Regions from separate parts of the Mus musculus genome. Here region 1 is linked to region 2. Evidence: chromatin loops called from intact Hi-C (ENCODE). Cell type or tissue: left cerebral cortex. All regions are shown on one strand. Each heading gives the region's core, and the rest is flanking DNA. Links, peaks and the distances in the headings are about the cores only. Region 1 overlaps Dpys (dihydropyrimidinase). Region 2 overlaps Rims2 (regulating synaptic membrane exocytosis 2).

Region 1 (10,094 bases), core at 785-8,784, 140 kb after region 2:
GTCTTCCCTCCACCATTAAGCATTGCCTTTTCTCCTTTAGCTATAGAGACTCTTTATCTTGCTCTATATTAACTGTGAGATGTGAGCTTTTGGTATATTTTCTCATTTCAATTCAGCACAGATAGGCGCCAGACATTCACATGGGTTTAGAAGCCATGGATCATGGTTTGAATCTGAAATTTCCTCTACAAGCTCATGTCTTGAATATTTTTTTCCAATGTTTGAATAGTGGCACTGTTTGGGGGAGATGGGGGAACCTTTTGGTGGCAGGACCTGGCTCACAGCAGTAGGCCAGTAGGGGCCCAGCCCTTAAGTGTTACAGCCTGGCTGCTGGTTCTTTCCTCTCTGCTCTCTGTTCCACAGTGATGTAGACAGTCTATGGCAGACATTGCTGCTTCTGGGAGCTGGGCTGCTTGGCCATGTCTTCCTCTCCATGACAAGGACTCCCTAAAACTGTGAGCCAAAATAAATTCTCTCACCCCTGTTTCCATCTTGCATTCTGGTCACGGAGATTTAAAAAGCTAACTAATATGCTATGCCTTGGTGTTTCTTATTGAACCATCACAGTTACTCTTAACCTCATTGTTCCAGTTTTGAATGAAGAGAAATTTAGAAAACTTTAAAAAGAAACAAAACAGGGTTTGAGGCAAAAACCAGAAGGTTCAACCTCTTTGCCGATCCTGCTTTTACAATTGGGTAGAAAAATTGGGGTTAGGCCTCATGACTTTGCCCTTCTGCTTAGTGTGTCGACCATTGGAAGGGCCAGTCTATTGGCCTACATGATGGAATGAGTGAGCAAAGGACACATGACAATAGAGGAGAAGGAAATGTCTGTGTTCAGACAGCACTGGGCTTTCAAGGACTAAATAAGCAAAGATGGGTGAGGCCTTCTGCCTCTAGGGCCAACTGTGCTACAGTCTGTAAAGTTTATTTAGTTCTTTGAGTCTAAACCAGAATTTCTCAAACCTCAGTGTGTCTCTGAACCCCTGTAGGTCATGTTAAAATATGACTGTTTCACGAAGAAGCTGGTGTGGGATAGGGCTTGAGAATTCACACTTGGAATAAATCCCCAGTGATGGCATGGTTAGTCAAGGGACCTCTCCTCTGTAAAATAAATAAATAAATAAACAAACAAACAAACAAACAGGAAAAAATGAACATAGCAAACAAAAATCTTAAATTGTAAATTTTGGTGTCTCGTTCAAGCCATTGGGAAAACAAGCAAGCAAACAAACAAAAGGCCTTTCCCTAAAATACTTAATCTCCAACTCTCACTGCCATGTGACCATTTCTTAGAGGGAGTGGTCTGTGTTTGCTGGGCTTTCTCCAAAGCCTCTTGTAGGCAGCCATGACTCATCCTGCACACTGCAAGTATAAGGTCCCTAGGATTCCCATTAAGTACTGCCATCAAATTTCCCTCAGTCCCGTTGAACTCCTTTTTGTTTCCTCTGTAACCTAGAACCTGTGTTGTCAGGGTGACTAGCTAGAACTAAGAGTGGAATAAGCCACCATAATGCACAGGCCGGTGATGACTCTCTAGCCATTGACTGTAGAACGTGGCTTTTATCAGGGCAGCCTTAGAGATGACAACAGAAACGCCTGGTATTCATTTCTTCTTCTTTTTTTTTAACTGAAAGGGAAAAACTATAAAATGTAGACCTTGAGATGGGTCCAAGAGCTGGTAAACAATGTTCAGAGGGGAGAACATACACACACACACACACACACACACACACACACTCCTAAAAGCACATATTTACTTTTAGTAGTCCAAGGCTACTAAAACCTGGTTCATTCACTCAGCAAATAATTATTGATTATTTTCCTGGAACTGTCCTGGCGACGAGGCCAAAAGGAAGCCCTGAAAACACCAGTGTGCACTGGGTGGGAAGGAAACGAGACAGTAGCTTAGCTGAGCTTGTGCCTCTTACACAGCCTCTCTTGGACCTTATGCTTTGGCCTGGTTTTAATGCTGAACACAAACCCTGCTTGCTCTGGCAAAGAGAACCTCTCAGGATTGGCTGGTCCCTGAAAGTCACCTCTGACCTGCTTCGCTTTCATCTCGTGGAGAACAGTTCAGCCGTTGCTAAGGAGGTCCTCAGAACAGTTCAGCCGTTGCTAAGGAGGTCCTCAGAAATCATTTCTAGTTCCCTTGAAAGGTTCAGTTGCATAAGAACATGTTTAAATAAATAACATGCACTACATGGTGGTTAATATTTTACCCCTGTGTGTTATCAAAGAGCTAGACTTTCTCTTCATGAACCGTCCAAACTTAATAAGCAACTGTCTGACAAAGGCCATAAAATAATCTTAGGTGGTTTGTTTGAGTAGTTTCTCTCCAAATCATTTTTAAGGGATATCAACTCTTGGGAGCACCCGATTCCACCAGGCTGTCGTAGCCAGAAAGAAGCCTGAGAGTGTCTCAGTTTCCGTCTTTCTTGGTAAAAACTGGGCGTGTCTATGAGACAGGAGATGCCTTAAGTGAAGTATCACTTTCTTACACTCATCCAGTTCTTGCCTGAATGAAGCCATTATGCAATGAGCTCTGATTGACAGCTATGGCTAGCCACGGCTCCCACCCATTCCACACACTGGCCCCTGCTGGTGCGTGGGCACTGCTGTGTACCAAGTACTGTGAGCATTACGTATACGCTGAGGATTTGTGTACAGCGTCCTTATGACAGCAATGTTGCAAAACAAAAAAATAATGCTGTTCCTTTTAACCAAGTAGCACTCTCAAAGCCACAACCAGCTCAGAAAAGACAAAGTTGTTAGCTTCAAACCTTTTCAAAGAAAAGTTTTAATAAAAAGGTTTCTTCTCCCACCAGGGTATTACTACCCCAATGCCTGAATAACAGGCTGGATTTCGTGTGGATTAATAACAATAAAAAAATAACGCTCATACCTCAACATCTCTATAATTATCATCCACCAAGAAATTGTCCTGGGAGCATACACATCTGTAGTAAGAACTGTGTGGAGGATGCTCCTCCAACTGTGCAGACCCACCTGTGGGTCCCAACACCATGCTGCATCATGACAACGCAGCAAGGACATCATGGTGTAACCATCGTTTCTACGTAGGCACCTGCACAAGCCCTGAGTGCACATTGCTCTTCTCTACCACATGAACTGGGACAACTGAGCTTTGGGGCCTGGGAGAACAGTTCTTTACAGAGTCTGTCAGCACTGGTGTGAAAAGCTAATCTTTATGCTGACCAGCTTTTCAAAACAATCACAGACTGTGTGTGTGTGTGTGTGTGTGTGTGTGTGTGTGTGTGTGTGTAGTGTGTATGCTTGTGTGAGTACTTGTGTGTGTGTGTGTGTGTGTGCTTATGTGTATGGTGTGTGTGTGTGTGTGTGCTTGTGTGTGTGGTGTGTGTGTGGTGTGTAAATGCTTGTGTGTATGCTTGTGTGTGTGCTTGAGTGTGTGGAGTGTGTATGCTTGTGTGTGTGCTGTGTGCGTGGTGTGTATGTGGTGTGTGTGTGTGGTATGTGTGCTTGTGTGTGTGGTGTGTTGTGGTGTGTGTATGCTTATGTGTGTGCTTGTGTGTGGTGTGTGTGTGTGCTTCTCTCTGTGTGTGTACGCTTATGTGTGTGGTATATGTGTGGTGTGTGTGTGTGTGTGTGGTGTGTGTATGCTTGTGTGTGTGCTTGTGTGTGTGCTTGTCTGTGTTTGGTGTGTGTGTGCTTGTGTGTGTGGTGTGTGTATGCTTGTGTGTGTGGTGTGTGTATGCTTGTGTGTGTGCTTGTGTGTGTACTTAGGTGTGCTTATGTATGTGCTTGTGCATGTGTGTGTGGTGTGTGTGCACTCTCATGTGTATGCATATACTTCTTTGGAGGAAGAAGACAAGAATTACAGTTCAGAAATTAGATAGCACACAATGAGTTATCTAGTTTTCTCCAAGGAAAATGCCAAGCGGTCTCTTTGAAGCTCTCCCTGATGATATGACCCTATGTACACACCCTAAGCTTCACTGTTTGGTTCATGATGCTTTTTACTCCCTATTGCTCCATGTCCCTTAGAGAACCATCCCTCTCCTGCTCAATTTCATACAAAGGTTCCTAGGCAGAACCCAGGGGCACATTCATAATCTTCAAGTCATTACTCTTCACTGAATACAAAGTTAAATTCGTTTATCTCTATCTACACTGAGAAAAGGACGGAAATTAAGCAGGAGAGGCAGCACAATGCCTTCCAGAATGGTGAATGCAAGGTCAAAGCTTGCTGTAATTGAGTTTAAAAAAAATAATAAACCCCAAATAACTGGAAACAAAAATATGCCTCCTCTGCAGAATACAGAGCGGCTAGAAGTCTTCATCAAATGTTTCAATGCACACAGTAGTCAGCTGTGCTGGTATGCTTGAGATGCTGTGAGATGCCCTGTAGCTCATAAATACAGAAAAGGGACAGTTTCCATAGTAACTAAGTGCTCTTTAATGAATACCAAAGAACCAGAGCTCAAAGGAGAGCCTTAAATTGCCAGACCACGAGTTGCTGCTGCTCCTGCAGACCTGCAGGCAGCTCACATTCCCCTTTCTCTGATCAGAGTTTTAACAGGTTGGCCATTTTGACTGATCTCTGTTTCAACCATATGACACCTTAAAATTCTGTTTCAATATCACATGAAACCCACACTCTTGATTTCTTCTCTATAAGCTAAGTACCAGAATATTCTACCCCAAAAAAGGCCAAACAACTAGATAAAGGGCTATGTCCTTAACTCTAAAGCTTTGACCGGAGCAGTGAAGCACAGGGCACACACTTCTGTCACAAGAGATAGACACAGGCTCAATGAGCTGTCAAACTGAATACAGGGGACTCTTCATTTCCAAAGCAGAAAAAAAAAAGTTGATAATGTTCTCTTTGCACTAAATGCAGCCTTTTTTTTTTTTTAAATGTGCAATGACACAGAGGAGGTATTGCAGTTGGTTTTGCAGGGACTTTTTCTTTACAGGCTTGTTATGTCTAAGGTCATCTTTCATCAGGATTTCCTACCTTTCCCCTCATACGCCCACTCCCAGTCCTCTCTCGAGATCCATCAGCACACTGATGTCAGTGCCTCACTCTTGGAACCATGCAGCTTCTATAGATTTACAAAACAAGCAGCAGAAGGAGAAAAGTGTGGATGCCCGGCTTTTCTTTCTCCTGACCTCCTTTGGTGACATTAATGAAACCCGGTTTTAGGGCAGCAGGCTATGTGGCAAGCACACTGTTTTCTACGTGCCGTTAATAACCAACAGGAATAACAAACACACAGAAACATCTAGGTACCATGTAGCCCCCAGAGCGTTAGCAATCGCTTCCTCTCTCAGGAGGCTGCCTCCTTACATAACCAGCAGATCGGGCAGCCCAGTGCGGGTTGTGGGCGCCCCCTTCAGGATATGGGATTCAATGCACATTGCCGTCTTCTGTCATTTATGCTAAAAGCATTTGAGGAATTTTGCAGTAAAACATCTAGTGTCTAATTATATGTTAAAACAGAAATCATATATAACACTGGACTGTAACTAATGTTAAAATCACCATCGTAGGATAAATCCATTTCTTCCCTTGATTAAATAATTCTTTTCCACAAGGCTAACTTTGTGAACATTCAGCTCAGTCTATGACAGACACAATTCACATTGGAGGCCATCTGGCTGCCTTCTCTTCTTTCTTCAGGCAGCCTGGACGCCTGCTCCTCCCCCGTGCTTGAGTTTACTCTGCCTCAGCTTCAGTTCGACTCTCGGGTACGGATCCTCTGCCCACTCTCATCCCACGTGACGTGACAGTACACCTCCCTCTGGCCTCATGCAGGACCGCTCTGCTCTGAACCTCTCAAACAGTATTTTTGTTTGTTTGTTTTTTGTTTTTCGAGCCAGGGTTTCTCTGTATAGCCCTGGCTGTCCTGGAACTCACTTTGTAGACCAGGCTGTCCTCGAACTCAGAAATCCTCCTGCCTCTGTCTTCCGAGTGCTGGGATTAAAGTCGTGTGCCACCACGCCCGGCTTCATTTTTTTAAAATTTTTTATTAGGTATTTTCTTCATTTACATTTCAAATGCTATCCCAAAAGTCCCCTATACCCCTCCCCCCCCCACCCTGCTCCCCTACCCACTCACTTCCACTTCTTGGCCCTGGCGTTCCCCTGTGCTGGGGCATATAAAGTTTGCAAGACCAAGGGGCCTCTCCTCCCAATGATGGCCAACTAGGCCATCTTCTTCTACATATGCAACTAGAGACACAACAATGAGAGGTACTGGTTAGTTCACATTGTTGTTCCTCCTATAGGGTTGCAGACCCCTTCAGCTCCTTGGGTACTTTCTCTAGCTCCTCCATTGGGGGTCCTGTGTTCCATCCAATAGATGACTGTGAGCATCCACTTCTGTATTTGCCAGGCACTGGCATAGCCTCACAGGAGACAGCTATATCAGGGTCCTGTCAGCAAAATCTTGCTGGCATATGCAATAGTGTCTGGGTTTGGTGGCTGTCAAACGGTATTTTTAACACATCCCTTCTGAGAGTAAACTATCTCATCTTATATTCCCTCTCCTCTTCCTGGACCAAAGGAAGGACCAGTATAGCCTGGACTCTCAGAACCTGTCTCCAAGGCGAAACAGCCCAGAGTGCGTTTGAGAGCACAACAGGAGAGCAGTTCTCTTCACGCTCCAGCTACTTCTGCTTGAGAAACAGCTCTCAGCCTCAGAAGTCAAAGTCTGCTTCAAGAGAACGAAAGGAGTCCAGCAGGGCATCCTCTCTCACGCTTGGAAAAATCTCATTTTTACGGATACATCTCTGCATCCTGTTACTATTGAAGGATCCTGTACAATAATTAAGAGCAAACTTTATATGCCCCAGTACAGGGGAACGCCAGGGCCAAAAAGGGGGAGGGGGGGTAGGGGGTTGGGGGGTGGGTATGGGGGACCTTTGGAATAACATTGAAAATGTAAACGAGGAAAATACCTAATTAAAAAAAAAGAATTAAAAAAAAAGAGCAGAGTGAGGGGATGCCCCCCTTGACTTCCTCCGAAGCACAGCTGTCACTGAAGGCAATCTTCCCAGTGTCTCCCAGCCACTGCCAAATCCCTCCTGCCTCCTGAGCCATGTGGAAGGCCGCTCTCTTCCACTTTGCCCAACCACATTCTCCGACATGCTACTGGGCTGAGCTTGACCAAGCTCAAGTTCCAAAGTACCTTTTCAAACATAAGCCTAGGGCATAGCACCTCACTTCTTAAGTTTGCCTTGTATGCAGCAACTTCCTCTCCAAGCGTGCCATACAGAAGGGGCAGATGCTGGCGCATAGCTATGCCTGGCAAAGACTGCACCAGCCAGGTACCCAGCACAGCATCAACTGTGTGGCACCACATCTGCCACATTCACTCTTCATGACTAATGCAAAGTGAGGCTTTTGTATTATTTGTTTCCGAAACCTGTGGCTAGGAAGGAGAAAAAAACGTCAGAAAGAAAAGCACAATGACGACATTCTCCAAAAGACTTGAATATGATTCCTTAACACTGGCAAAGAGATTAAAAGCAAAGGCAGAGAAATTGTCCCACCTCAGGCAGCCTCAGGACACATGTTGATGAAATCTACTACGGGATCCTGGAACAGAAATGAATGCTGGGTAAGAGCTAAGCAAACCTGAATGAAGGATGGGCTCTAGCTACTGATATAGCAATAGTAGTTCATCGACTCTGACAGTAGTGGCACTCTATCAGTTGACAATAGTGGGATAAGGCTGTGGGGACCAAGGGGGTTTTCTCTGCCATCATCGGAACCCTTATTCCTTTTTAAAAATGCACCTCAACATTATCAGAAAGTAAAGGAAGACTATGCCACGGCACTGTGAGCCGGTGTGCAGAACTCACTAGGATTCAGTGTGCAGGGTAGGAAGAGGTAGGAGGTGATGATGGAGAGCAATTCTCCATCTCTAAGGACAGTAGAGAGCTGAGGATGGTGTGTGCAGCCAGGCTAAAAATATTGTAGTGCATCAGAAATGTCCCAGCTAGGTCATCTGCATACATTTTGACTGGGAATAGAGAGTCCAACTGAGTACCTTTCTCATAATAAGCAGGCCAAGAATAGAGAACGCGGGTGTTGGCATCAACCTAGATACTCCTGCTTCTCCTTTTGTATGTGAACTATGCAAACCATTCTTTCTCGTTGTTTAAATGATCATCCAATCCCTTATTCCATGAAGCCTCCTCTCCAACAATCCCCTCTCTTTTTTCTCCATAGTCTACAAATTTTGCATGTTAGTGCAAAATTCGTATGGTGTATGAGAGAAAAAATTCACACAGAATTTAAAATGTCAAATAAAAGTTCCAAAGAGGACTGGGCCTGGTCATTAGCTTGATAATATTTTTTCTGCCTTCAATGGGATAACAAAAGCAGAGAACGTGGAAAGATCTGTGGGTTTCTGAGAGGCTGTGGGAGTCAGCACAGCAGAATCCCTGTGTATTTGCCTGCCTGCTCAACACAGGGGAAGGAACTGAGCATAACCAAGTGCAAATACTCAGCAAAGCCCAACAGCAGCCAAACTAGAAGGATAAGGTCATCATAGCAATGCATCTTAACCGCCCCCTTCCAAACCATGTTTCCTAGCAAGCTCTTTTCAAACTCACTATGTATCCAAAGACAGTCGTGAATTTCTGATTCTCCTGCCTCTAACTCCCAAATTCTGAAATTACAGGTATGGGACATTGCATCTAGTATATGCAGCAACGTTGTATCTAGTGTATGCAGCAACACTGTATCTAGTGTATGCAGCAACATTGCATCTAGTGTATGTAGCAACATTGCATCTAGTGTATGCAGCAACATTGCATCTAGTGTATGCAGTGCTGTGGTTTGACCATGGGGCTTCCTCCATAAAGCAAAGGCTATCAACAGGATTAGTTTAGCTTATAAAATATGTCCACATAAGTTGCTTCATGGTAATCTTCCAACCTGTGTTGCTTTCCATTGCTTCGGGCACTGGGATAGTCATGATAAGCAGAACTGGATTGAAAGCAGGGGAGTGATCAGGAAGACTTGGTAGTGCTAGCACATATGTGTCATAGTAATGAAGACTTAGCTCTCACAAGGCTGAATACATATATTCACCAAAAACAACTTCAAATATTTAACTTTTTTAGTCATTATTATATAAAGAATGGTTGTTATGTAAAAGATAGGTGAAGAACAAATAAAAGAGATGAACAACTGAATAAATGCCTAACATTATGAATAAGATGCCTATGGAGAACAGAAGCATGAGTTTGACCTTAAGTCAGTTATTCTTGGACTAAACTGGAGGAAACTTAAGTAATATATAGACCATTTAAAAAAAAATAACTACACATCTGGACCATTATGCACCATTCTGAAGCAAGTGACGAGGACAGGAGGGACAAAACAATGTTACAGAGATTAGTAACTGGAGCTTGTGAGAAAGTGATCTAAATTTGTATAGCCTCGGGCATGACTCAGGGAGACATAATCACAACCTATAAATACCCTCCAAGCAGCAGAGGGTGGGGAAAGAAGTGAGTGAATTATTCACAGCCTTGCATTCCGGTCATTTCTCTTTGTCCAGTTGTCTGAGAAAGACAACGCTTTGTACCTGAGCTGGTGTGATTCCCAGAACTCAAACCAGCCAAGGACTCTCACCGTGGGTCCTGCTGAGACACCCAGGTGGAAGGTTAAAAAGCAGAGCCCAGCAACTCAAATCCACTCAATAGCGTTTTTTTAGAGGTGCCTCCTCTCATAATGCTCTGTGTGGGCATACTCTTCCTTCCTTTCTTCCTTCCACCCATCTTTCCTTCTGTCTTTCATTTCTTCTCTTCTTCCTTCCTTGCTCCCTCCCCCTTACAGGTCTCTTACATATATCATATTTGCATATATTGTATTTTGTGTGTGCAAATGTGTATGTCTCTGTATCTGTATATGTTTCTTGTGGGTTTTTTTGGTTTTTTGTTTGTTTGTTTGGTTGGTTGGTTTTTTTTTTTTTTTTTTTTTTTTTTTTTTTTTTTTTTTTGGTATTTTGAGACAGGGTTTCTCTGTATAGCCCTGGCTGTCCTGGAACTCACTCTGTAGACCAGGTTGGCCTCGAACTCAGAAATCTGCCTGCC
Region 2 (10,094 bases), core at 896-8,895:
CTGGGCTCTTACATACACCCCACTTCCCACCACTCCACACACCTCAGTCATGGCCCTTCCGTTCCGCACACGCTCACTCTGGTTTTGTTCTTTTGTCTGCACAGTTCCTCTTGCCTAAGACACACTGCTGATGCATTCTTCAAGCTCAGCTCAAACCCCACTTTCTCCCAGAAGTTCAGATCTCTCCAGGCAGCCTGTCTTGGCTCTACCATGTGTGCAGTCTCCCCTCTTCAGCTCTGGTCCTCTGGGGGCTCCACTGGATGCAGACACCTTAACACTCATCATCCAAGGCTAAGAATTTAAATAGTCCTTCACATGACACTTCAGGAATTTTATATTACGCACTCATTCTGGATGTTATTAACAAATGCAAAACTGCATCCAGTAAGGCTATCCCTTTTGTATAGCTTTCTTTGCCTTTTCATATCCACTACCCTAAAAAACTTTTTATAAAAGGTAAAGCTAAAACTTGAGTATCTCTCACCATCTGGTTCTTTGTAAGTTTATGAAGATCTATTTCTTTCACTAAGACAAAAGGACTGGGGAGAAAGGTAAGCATAAGTTAATTTTGCATTTGAATGTTAGAATGAAAACCAAAATGAAGAAGCATAAATTAATCTGATAATTAAAATATTACAATGAAAACAAAGTTTATTTTATTATTCTTAGGTTGAACCTTTTGTTTCCTATGCTAATGGGTTGAACACTGTTTCAAGAGGAAATAAACAGTGTTACCTTGTGCTGCTTATTCTCGAGATGTTTAGACATGTTTTAAATAGCGGTCCTCTGTCTCCTTAAGAACACAGCGGGTCTGCAGCCCTCCTCACTTGCAGCCTCCAGGTGCTTACGGCCCGGCCCGTTCTGTAACCAGCAGTGACAAAACTGTGATGCCTTTGGATTTCTGTCTTCACAGAAGGAGGAGGTAAAAAGCTACGGAGCACTGTTCAGAGAAGCACGGAGACCGGGCTAGCAGTGGAGATGAGGAACTGGATGACCCGCCAGGCCAGCCGGGAATCCACAGATGGCAGCATGAACAGCTATAGCTCGGAAGGAAAGTGAGTATGGCTGCACCCATGCCCTGCTGGCAGATCCTCCGGGCCTCGTCTGCTCACACAAGAGCTAACTCACAGCACTCACGGCCCATTTCCAGCCTCTCACCCTTGGTCTGCTCGCACAGTGCTAACTCACACTGCTCACGGCCCATTTCCATCCTCCCGGCTGATTCCGTGAACCTGTTTCACCCTCCACTGAGCAGTTGGCATATCTAGCCTTTTATTCTGAATGAAATACCTTGGGGGAGATAAAGTGCTTTATTCCATGACAAGATGCTAAGATAAGGCTCTCAACATTATCTACAAATAAAATAGTTTGTCCTAGCTTAAAATAATAAATAAAGCCACGGAAACAATGAGCATACATGCCACACACTGTGTGGGCAGTATTAGTTTTTTTTTTTAATTTTTTTTAGATTTATTCATTTACTTATGTATCTGAGTACACTATCACCTCTCTTCAGAGACACTAGAAGTGAGCATTGATCCCATTACAGATGGTTGTGATCCACCATGTGGTTACTAGGAATTGAACTCAGAATCTCTGGAAGAGCAAACAGTGCTCTTAACCGCTGAGCCATCTCTCCAGCCCCAGGATTAGGATTTTTAAATCTTTGGTCTGGAGCCTGGAGACATGGCTTAGAGGTTAACAGCACTGACTGAGGCTCTCCCAAAGCGTGGGTTTCATCCTTATTACCCATATTAGGGCTCCCAACTAACTACAGTTCTAGATTAGATGCCATCTTCTGGTCTCTTCTGGCACTGCATGCACGTGCTGCACAGAAATACATGCAGGCAAAATACCCATACACAAAGTAATATAAAAACAATTCTTAACGTAAAAAAATCTTTGATCTGTTGAAGAGATGCTATTGAAAAACCTAGAATTCTTAATTCATAATTAGTTTATGTACTGAAAGTTATATAGTTTATCTTAATTATGTGAAACCAACACTCAAAGGGCAATGGGAACAAAAAGTTGGTAAGCCTTTTTCTATGTAGCGTTGCTTTGAATCCACTGCTGTAGGACATTTGGAAAGGTTCACAAGCATGGGGTAGTCCTGTCTCTAACAAATAGCATGTTATCTATAGGTGAGGTGCAAAGGGCACCCATAGGGAGAGGACCATGAGGTGAGGTTCAGGGCCCACTCTGCCATCGCTATGGGAGTGCTCAACATCCAGACACGTGTAGCCAATTTACAGATGCAAACCATAGGAAATATTGGCTTATCATTAATTGCATAACCCAATGGTATTTTCTCCAACATGATTATATAAGGAAGGGAACAGTTTTTCTGCAGTTTTTAAATAGGGCCATATAAACAGGCTGAATCTTTGAGACTTGAGGAGAAGGGAAAGAAATAGATTTGCTAACCTCCAAGGAAGTCCAGAAGAGTGAAAGGCTAGCAGGGCAGTGGCTCAGTCACCCGCATGAGACACACTTGTGCGATGCACTAAAGAAATTTGGTCTTTCTGGAAGAAAATTAAAGATAAACATGCTCTGAGCTCTGATCTTTATGAGCCATTGCCTGGGCTATAAAAATGTCTATTTCATGGTCTCCACATGCAGGCTTATATTCAAGTATGACTTCCATCTCAGATGTTTACCATCATATTGAAGAAATGATACGTAAATTTTATCATACAGTAAATATTACCTTTTAGCCTTCCAGACGGTGTGCTGGGAGTTGAGGGTGTGAGTCATACCAGCAAATCAGATCAGAATGTAAGACAGTGGGCTTCAGAGTCAGGAGCCAAGTCAGCACAAGGAGACTACGTTCTCTTCTTGGCTTCTGGCACATATACTTTTGGGCAGATGACATAATGCTCCTACCGTGAAGGTGGCTCACTAAGGCTGGCAGGAGTCTGTTGTTTTCAATACTCTAGGCTCTGCTGAAGAGCTGGAGCTCTGGCACCAAACAAAACAGGCAAACCCTACCTCCATGCAGGCCAAGAGACCAGGGAGACCTCATCAAGAAATTAAATTATAAGAAAAATAATTTTAAAAAATAAAATAAATGAGATAACATAAATGTCGATGATAAAATAAGACAAGGAAAATAAATGAGGGAGGTTCAGCTAAGTACCTCCCAAACCTGACTTCAGATCCCTTCGTCCCTGGACAAATGAACCCACTTACTTCCTTAGCTTTTTTCTTTCTTTCTTTTTCTCTCTCTCTTTCTTTCTTTCTTTCTTTCTTTCTTTCTTTCTTTCTTTCTTCCTTCCTTCCTTCCTTCCTTCCTTTCTTCCTTTCTTTCTTTCCTTCTTTCTTTCTTTCTTTCTTTCTTTCTTTCTTTCTTTCTTTTTAATTTTTATTACATTTACTGAGAGAGACAGAGAGAGGAATGAGTACCTTCATGCTGTGGTGTGCATGTGCAGATCAGAGAACAAGTTGCTGGGATCCATTCTCAGCTTGGGCCATGGAACCTTTGGAGATCAATCTTGAACCTTCAGGTTTGGTGGCAAGAGCCTTTACCCACCGAGCCATCCTGTTGACCTTTATAAAGAACTTATGTGATCTATGCATGCATTTCATCTGTGTCTGAGCCACAGTATTTAAACTACTATAACAGGACTTACTAAGAATGACATTTTTAAACAAACAAGCGAGAGGATGAAGGTAGGATTTTCCATAAGGGAACGGAGGGAATGTAAGTATGATCGGAAGGCAGCTATGTTTGGAGAAGAACATTCCAAGCTGAAGCAAAGCCAAGCACTGAGCAAGAGTTTGCCCGTAGCAGGGAGTTGTGGCCCCATGGGAGGGAGAGGGAGTGAGACAGATGAGGAGAACCAGTGTGGGGTGAGGTTGAATGCTTTTGTGTTTTATAACATAGAAAACTTCACTTTACAGTGAGTGGAATGACCGACCTTTAATATCATCAACTCACTACTGCTGAGAGGCACAAGAGTGGGCCATTCAGTAGGTGTTACAGTAATGTACCACAAACATAATGGTGACAGGGACCAGAATGTAGCATTAGTGAGATCAGATTCTGCATCTCTTTTGACAGTAGGCTAAGTAAGATTTGTTCATACAGTGGATGTGTGTAGTAAAATACATGACATTGATTTGTTAGGTCTACCATAATAAACTACGATAGGCTTAAAAATTAAAAAATATTGTTTTTCCAAAATTTAGAGGCTGAAAGTTCAAGATCAAGAAATTAATAGATTTGGATTCCAAGAAATTCTCTTTTACACATGGCCACCTTCTTACACCATGTTCTCAGTGTCCCTTCCTTCCTCTTTCATTGTTTCCCAACCCCCACCCCTTGTGACTTCATTTAACCTTCGTTTATGTTTATCTATGCTGTGGCCCCTTTTTAAAACTATGGATTAGGCACACTATGGATTAGGGCTTCAACATTTAAACTTTGAAGAAGACATAATAGATAAAGACGAGCCTACTGCTGAGCAATTGGGAGATGGTGTTACCTTATGCCCAGTAGATATCCTGTTAGCCAGCTAAACTGTTGGAATGAAAGGGTGTGGTCCAGAGAGGAGGGCTAAGCCAGAGATGCTCTAGGCTGGCCAGCACCAACACAGACACCACTCAGTTGGGTGAAACATCCAACTCAGACACATGCAAAAGACATGAGGTAAAAAGATGCAGCTGTGGTGTTTAATGCAGAACTGGCAGAGATTAAAGCATAGAGGTACTTTGGAAGAGAGAAAAGTGAGGGCTTTTCCAAGGATTCAGGGAATGAAAGGGGTGTGGACTGGGAAGGAGAGTGCAATCCATGAAGGGGTTGGGTTTGTTTTGGGGTTTTTTTTTTGTTTGTTTGTTTTTTTGTAAGATGGCATGGGGGCCTGTTTATATGCTGATGAGAATGATACAGATTTTTTCAGCCATAAAAAGATAAGTAGTAGAGTCTCTTAGTGTAGCTAAGAGGATTAAACATGGCAAAGCATGCCATGACAAAAGTCCCCACCCCCAAGACGAAGCCAGAGAAGACACATAACCAGAAGCCCACATGGTGTAGTAGGTGCTTCTGCTGACAGGCGTGGAAGGCGAGAGAGTGTAAGATGGACTGAGATCTGTGGGAGGTGCTGTGGGATGTTGGGGTCCAGTGAATATTAGTGGCATCTTAGCCTTGCCACATCAGCAAGGCCAGCAGAAAACTCAAGGAAGGCTGAGGATTTAACCCCACGTGTCATTCTGCTTTCAGTCTGATCTTCCCTGGGGTCCGCCTGGCCTCTGACAGCCAGTTCAGTGATTTCCTGGATGGCCTGGGCCCTGCTCAGCTAGTGGGACGCCAGACCCTGGCTACTCCTGCAATGGGTAAGACTTTCTGTCACATGACTTCACTGTCCTTTAGATTACTGAAAGTCACATTCCCTCAATTTCATGCTACTTTTAACAAGATTACCAGCAAGAAAAAAGAGTCTTAGGTTTTAACAGTAAATGTTCTCAGTTTTTTCATTTGTAAAAATGAAATGATTTCTGATCATCTTCGGACATAAGAATATATCTGGAGAATGTCTGACCCAGAGTTCTTTGGCACAAGCATTCTTCCTACATCCTGTTTTTCTTTCCTATGTGCCCACCAGGTGACATTCAGGTGGGAATGATGGATAAAAAGGGACAGCTGGAGGTAGAAATCATCCGGGCGCGCGGCCTTGTGGTAAAACCAGGTTCCAAGACACTGCCAGGTAAAACAGAAGAGAGTCTGTTATTCTTATGTCTGTGTCGTTTGGTGTAAATGGTGCCTTTCTTTGCCGAGATCTTCTTAATCAAGAAGTGAGTAGAGAACTCTGCTGTCACAGTGCGTGGGGGCTGAGCTGTCTGCCAGCATTCTGAGGGAGCTGTGAGTGACAAGGGGGAAGGGAGCGTACAAGTACATGCACAGCGGAGGCCTCCGCCTTTGCTCAGGCACATTGTCACAGTGTGTGCTGCAAGTGTAGTTTCCAGTTAGCTGCTGTTTTATGTTATTCTTTGGTTTACTGAGAACTTCAGTTTTTTTCCTTAGGCATCCTTCAAGTTCTGGAATTAAAATAAAAATAGACTAGATCTACACAGGCCCATAGACTATGAATGCTGGCTGCTCTAAGACAAATGTTCAGGCCTACAGTATGTAAGAGGCTCTGGCATAACTTGATGCCACGTGTTTCAAGCATCATTATAATTCAAGGTGCTCGGAGCCATAGCTTGGTGCATGAGAGATCCAGCACATAAAGATGTGGATTCTGAAAGTGTCCCTGTTCCCAAAGCCCACACTGACATAATTATGCATTTCTCTCTCAACTCCTCAATCCTTATAGGAATTTTGAAGTAAAGTTATGTTTCTGACTGTACCACTTTAGAATTACGTTGTAAAGATTCTGAGAGTAGTTGACATCTTCACCATAATGAACAGCATGAGACATGGGAATGTCGCATGTCATGTCTCAGCGTCTGTCATAGAAGGTTGTAGGCATAGAATTCCTAGTGAGCTGCATTTCCAAGCTCCTTCTGAATGTATCACCTCAGAGCCCATCCCTGCTTGGACTCACACCATTACCAGTTAGTAAATGCTTTGAATAGTAAGGGAGCCCTGTGGGGTAGTGGAAAAAAAAAAAAAAAAACCTCCTCATTTCAAACATGTCTAATGAGATCCAAATATTGGTAATTTAAAGACTAAGACATTGCTCTTGAATCTTGTTTGTAAGTGGATGCATATTGCCTTATTTAATTCACATTTAAATCTCTACAAGAAGGAGTTGTGGAGAGAAAAAAGACCCTCACAGGCTATGTCAATATACTTAATACTGAATGGCTGACAACTGTCCATTGTGGCTCTGACGTGGAAGGCATGCCAGTGGCTTGAGTGCTGCCAGCTCTTCAGTGAAGATGAAGCCATTGTGCTTGCCCTCTATGTGCTGGGTACTTCACAGTCTTGCTCATCACTCACTCTGTTCTTTTCTCCCAAGCACCGTATGTCAAGGTGTATCTGTTAGACAACGGAGTCTGCATAGCCAAAAAGAAAACCAAGGTGGCGAGAAAGACCCTGGAGCCCCTGTACCAGCAGCTCTTGTCCTTCGAGGAGAGCCCCCAGGGGAGGGTGTTACAGGTACGTGTTCACGGCTGACCTCTGACACAGAAAGGGGTGGCCATGAAGCCACACTGTAAGTCTAGCATCTCTTCTGTGAATTTCTTCCCCGTTCGTCATGGCTGAAATTCTCTGTCAGCTGCAAGGCAGTGGCCAGTGCTGTATAGCTGTTCTTGTTGCTGTTCCCCTTAAAGGGAAAGACCAAGGACGCAGACACGTGAACCTGAGTTACACTCCAGCTCAGTTTGCCCTACACTATTATGCGGTTTTCCTAATGTCACTCTGGCTTCTGGGAATTAAAGGCAGCAGTGCCATTAATCAGACACCCTTGACAGCAGCTTATTAGCTAAGCACATTTTCCTGTCTTAGTTATGATTGGTTTCTCTGCTGTGATGTGCATGTCTATAGTAACATTACTTTTTTGTTTTCTGCCAACAGATCATTGTCTGGGGAGATTATGGTCGTATGGATCACAAATCCTTTATGGGAGTGGCCCAGATACTCTTAGATGAACTGGAACTATCCAACATGGTGATTGGATGGTTCAAACTCTTCCCTCCTTCCTCCCTAGTAGATCCAACCTTGGCACCTCTGACAAGAAGAGCTTCCCAATCGTCTCTGGAAAGTTCTACCGGACCTTCTTACTCTCGTTCATAGCAACTATAAAACTGTTGTCACAACAACCAGCGATACAAAAACCAGAAGAAAACGCACAGGTGGAAGCCCCTGGTAACACTGCATGCTTGATGTTGTGTCTACAGAGCCCACGTCTAGGGATACCAAGCAGTCCTGTGTTCTCAGAGGAAGTCGTACACATTGTGCCCTAGCAAAGGCCCTCAGGTGAAAGAGCAGAGCTGTGAAGAACTATCTATCAGGTTTGGAGTTCAATGACACTCGAGTTTTGGTCCATTCTGAAGCCATGGATTAATCTTAAAGAATCAGTCAGCCCTTTTCAATGGCTCCTTTATATTTTTATCAATTTTCTTCATTTATCTGACCCCAAAGCCCTGTTATGCCACAGAAATGGAGCTCTACAGCCATTAAGACACATTACAGGCCAAGGAGCAAAGACCTAGGAAGCAAGCATCAGGTGAAAAGCAAGAGACCAAAGAAGTGGTCAGGAGCAGAGTCAGCCACCGTTCCTGGAGGGGCTCCAGCAGGGAGAGCGGCCGCCGGGGCTGCTCCGGGAGGGAGGCAGGCATGTCATTCACTAATGCCGAGATGTACTGGACTCTGAAAATCAAAATTCTGTGACTGCACTGTACTGAATGAAATTAAAGAAACTTTTTTTGCATGGACACAGATTAGCTGAATATTTAAATTATTTTCTCGGGGCTGCAACTTGCAAAAAAAAAAAAAAAAGAATAAAAATCAGCCATTTTCAACAATTTATATTATTTTTAAAAATAAATTTCACTAGTGCATGGTTTTACAATGGGAGAGAATGCAACAGGGTGGTACAAAGACACACCGTGCTTATTCTTTAATCAGAGTCTGTGTTTTGGCAGACAATACAAATGAAAATACTTTCTAGCAGATACTTAAAATTCTCTTTATGTGACAATAAGTATAATATATTCAATTTATTTCCATGTTAAATATACAGATCTTATGATGTTCAATATGTGCAAATTTTTCACATCTTTCTTCCTCTTGTCTGTCTCACTTTTCTTCTCCCACTTTTAACCTCTTCTTTCCTTTCTCCCCTCCTCAGTGAGTCTTACTCAACACCACAAGTCTTTGACCCGACCCTCTTATAGCCCAGATTTGATTCAGAGCCATAGATGCATCTGAATTCACAGATTTCTCAGATCTGTCCGAGAGCTTTCTTTATTTCAAGCATGTTGAAGGATTTTGCAACATGACTTGGGACATACAGCAAGTCAGCGCGCATTTGACAAAGAAGATATCTGAACAGTTGCAGTTTATTGTACAGTGCATGGTAATTTTTTTCACCTTAAAGATTCAGTTTACAAGAAAATTTTCAAACCACATGGCATTGTAATGTCCAACAAATTTGTTTTTAGCACCAGCATTAGTCATACAGGGGGTTAAGTATTATTTGTAGGTCTTAGGTTTTGTTTGTTTGTTAATTTGGTAAAGCAGTTTCTTTAGCTGATTTCCATTTACTATGTGAATAGAAACACTGCTCAACATGTGGAACCCTGAAACACAGGGCTGTTTATTAATTCATTTTTCTGTAGGAAAATTCAATTTTTCACAAATTATATTTCTAAAGAAATATAGTAAACATAAATTTGCAACAATTTTAAAGCTCCAATTTTTAGGTGACTCGAGGAAAAGTCAATAGTTATTTGATGCCATCACCAAAAATCTACATCCCTTAGTCAAACCCACCTTTGGTTTACAGGCAGTTCTTACCACTGGGTAGCACTGCAAGGTCCAATTTCTGTCAAGGTCCCCAATCAACAGGAAATGTCACTGGTCAATGTAATAAACCACCCATCCCTTCTGTTTCTTACGCACGCTTTGATTACACATCCTTGGAGATTGATTTTAACGTCTTGCAATAATTTTTGAAATCCATCTACATCCCATTTGTTTAAATGGAGGCCACACACACACACACACACACACACACACACATGTTCTTTGTTTCTCTTTTTATTCAATGCTGACCATTGAAAACTGTCATGCTTGATATGGTGCAAAAGTTAAAATGAGCTATCACTCAAAATGCCTTCTCCTAACGTGGTGCAACATGAACTACACCAAGACCGTGTCTTGATTTTCTGAGACCTAAGATGGATCTAGCTGAGGGACTGAAAAGAAGGAACCCAATTTAATTGAAATAATTTATACACCTGTGTACCAGCAACAATTTGGTTTAATAGACCTGTAGTGTCTATGCTCACCCTTAGAGTAGAAGATTTTCCTGACACTAAGATGCAGTCACATAAGACTTTCTGCATATTCCTGTACACATTATTCCTCATTTTAATAAGAAGGACATGACTGTGGAATATTTGTACATACTTGTCATTACTCAGTA

What was found. Peaks named below come from ENCODE experiments on the same cell type or tissue, not always from the same donor. Only the 100,000 strongest peaks of a DNase experiment are listed, where the experiment ranks them.
Region 1: it touches region 2 in a loop (2.9-fold over the local background); 7 of 42 quality-filtered maps call a loop at or near these places.

What each region holds. Positions count from the first base shown.
Region 1 is chr15:39,811,893-39,821,986 of GRCm38, forward strand. The region is part of intron 7 of Dpys (dihydropyrimidinase); the gene reads right to left. Gm16291 (predicted gene 16291) reads left to right here. Exons shown (of 3, transcript NR_045788.1): 3 at 1-485. Among named protein-coding and RNA genes, the nearest start is that of Gm16291, 20 kb to the left of the region's middle. In left cerebral cortex, for the core only: a CTCF peak has its summit at 5,378 (motif pointing left); DNase peaks (open chromatin) are centred at 2,047, 2,548, 4,472, 5,356 and 6 more places; H3K4me3 peaks cover 342 bases; H3K27ac peaks cover 5,028 bases.
Region 2 is chr15:39,674,027-39,684,120 of GRCm38, forward strand. Rims2 (regulating synaptic membrane exocytosis 2) reads left to right here. Exons shown (of 27, transcript NM_053271.2): 23 at 914-1,055; 24 at 5,222-5,334; 25 at 5,604-5,705; 26 at 6,963-7,102; 27 at 7,520-10,094. The coding sequence ends at 7,738. Among named protein-coding and RNA genes, the nearest start is that of Dcstamp, 67 kb to the right of the region's middle. In left cerebral cortex, for the core only: a CTCF peak has its summit at 1,811 (motif pointing left); DNase peaks (open chromatin) are centred at 5,124 and 5,863; H3K27ac peaks cover 849 bases.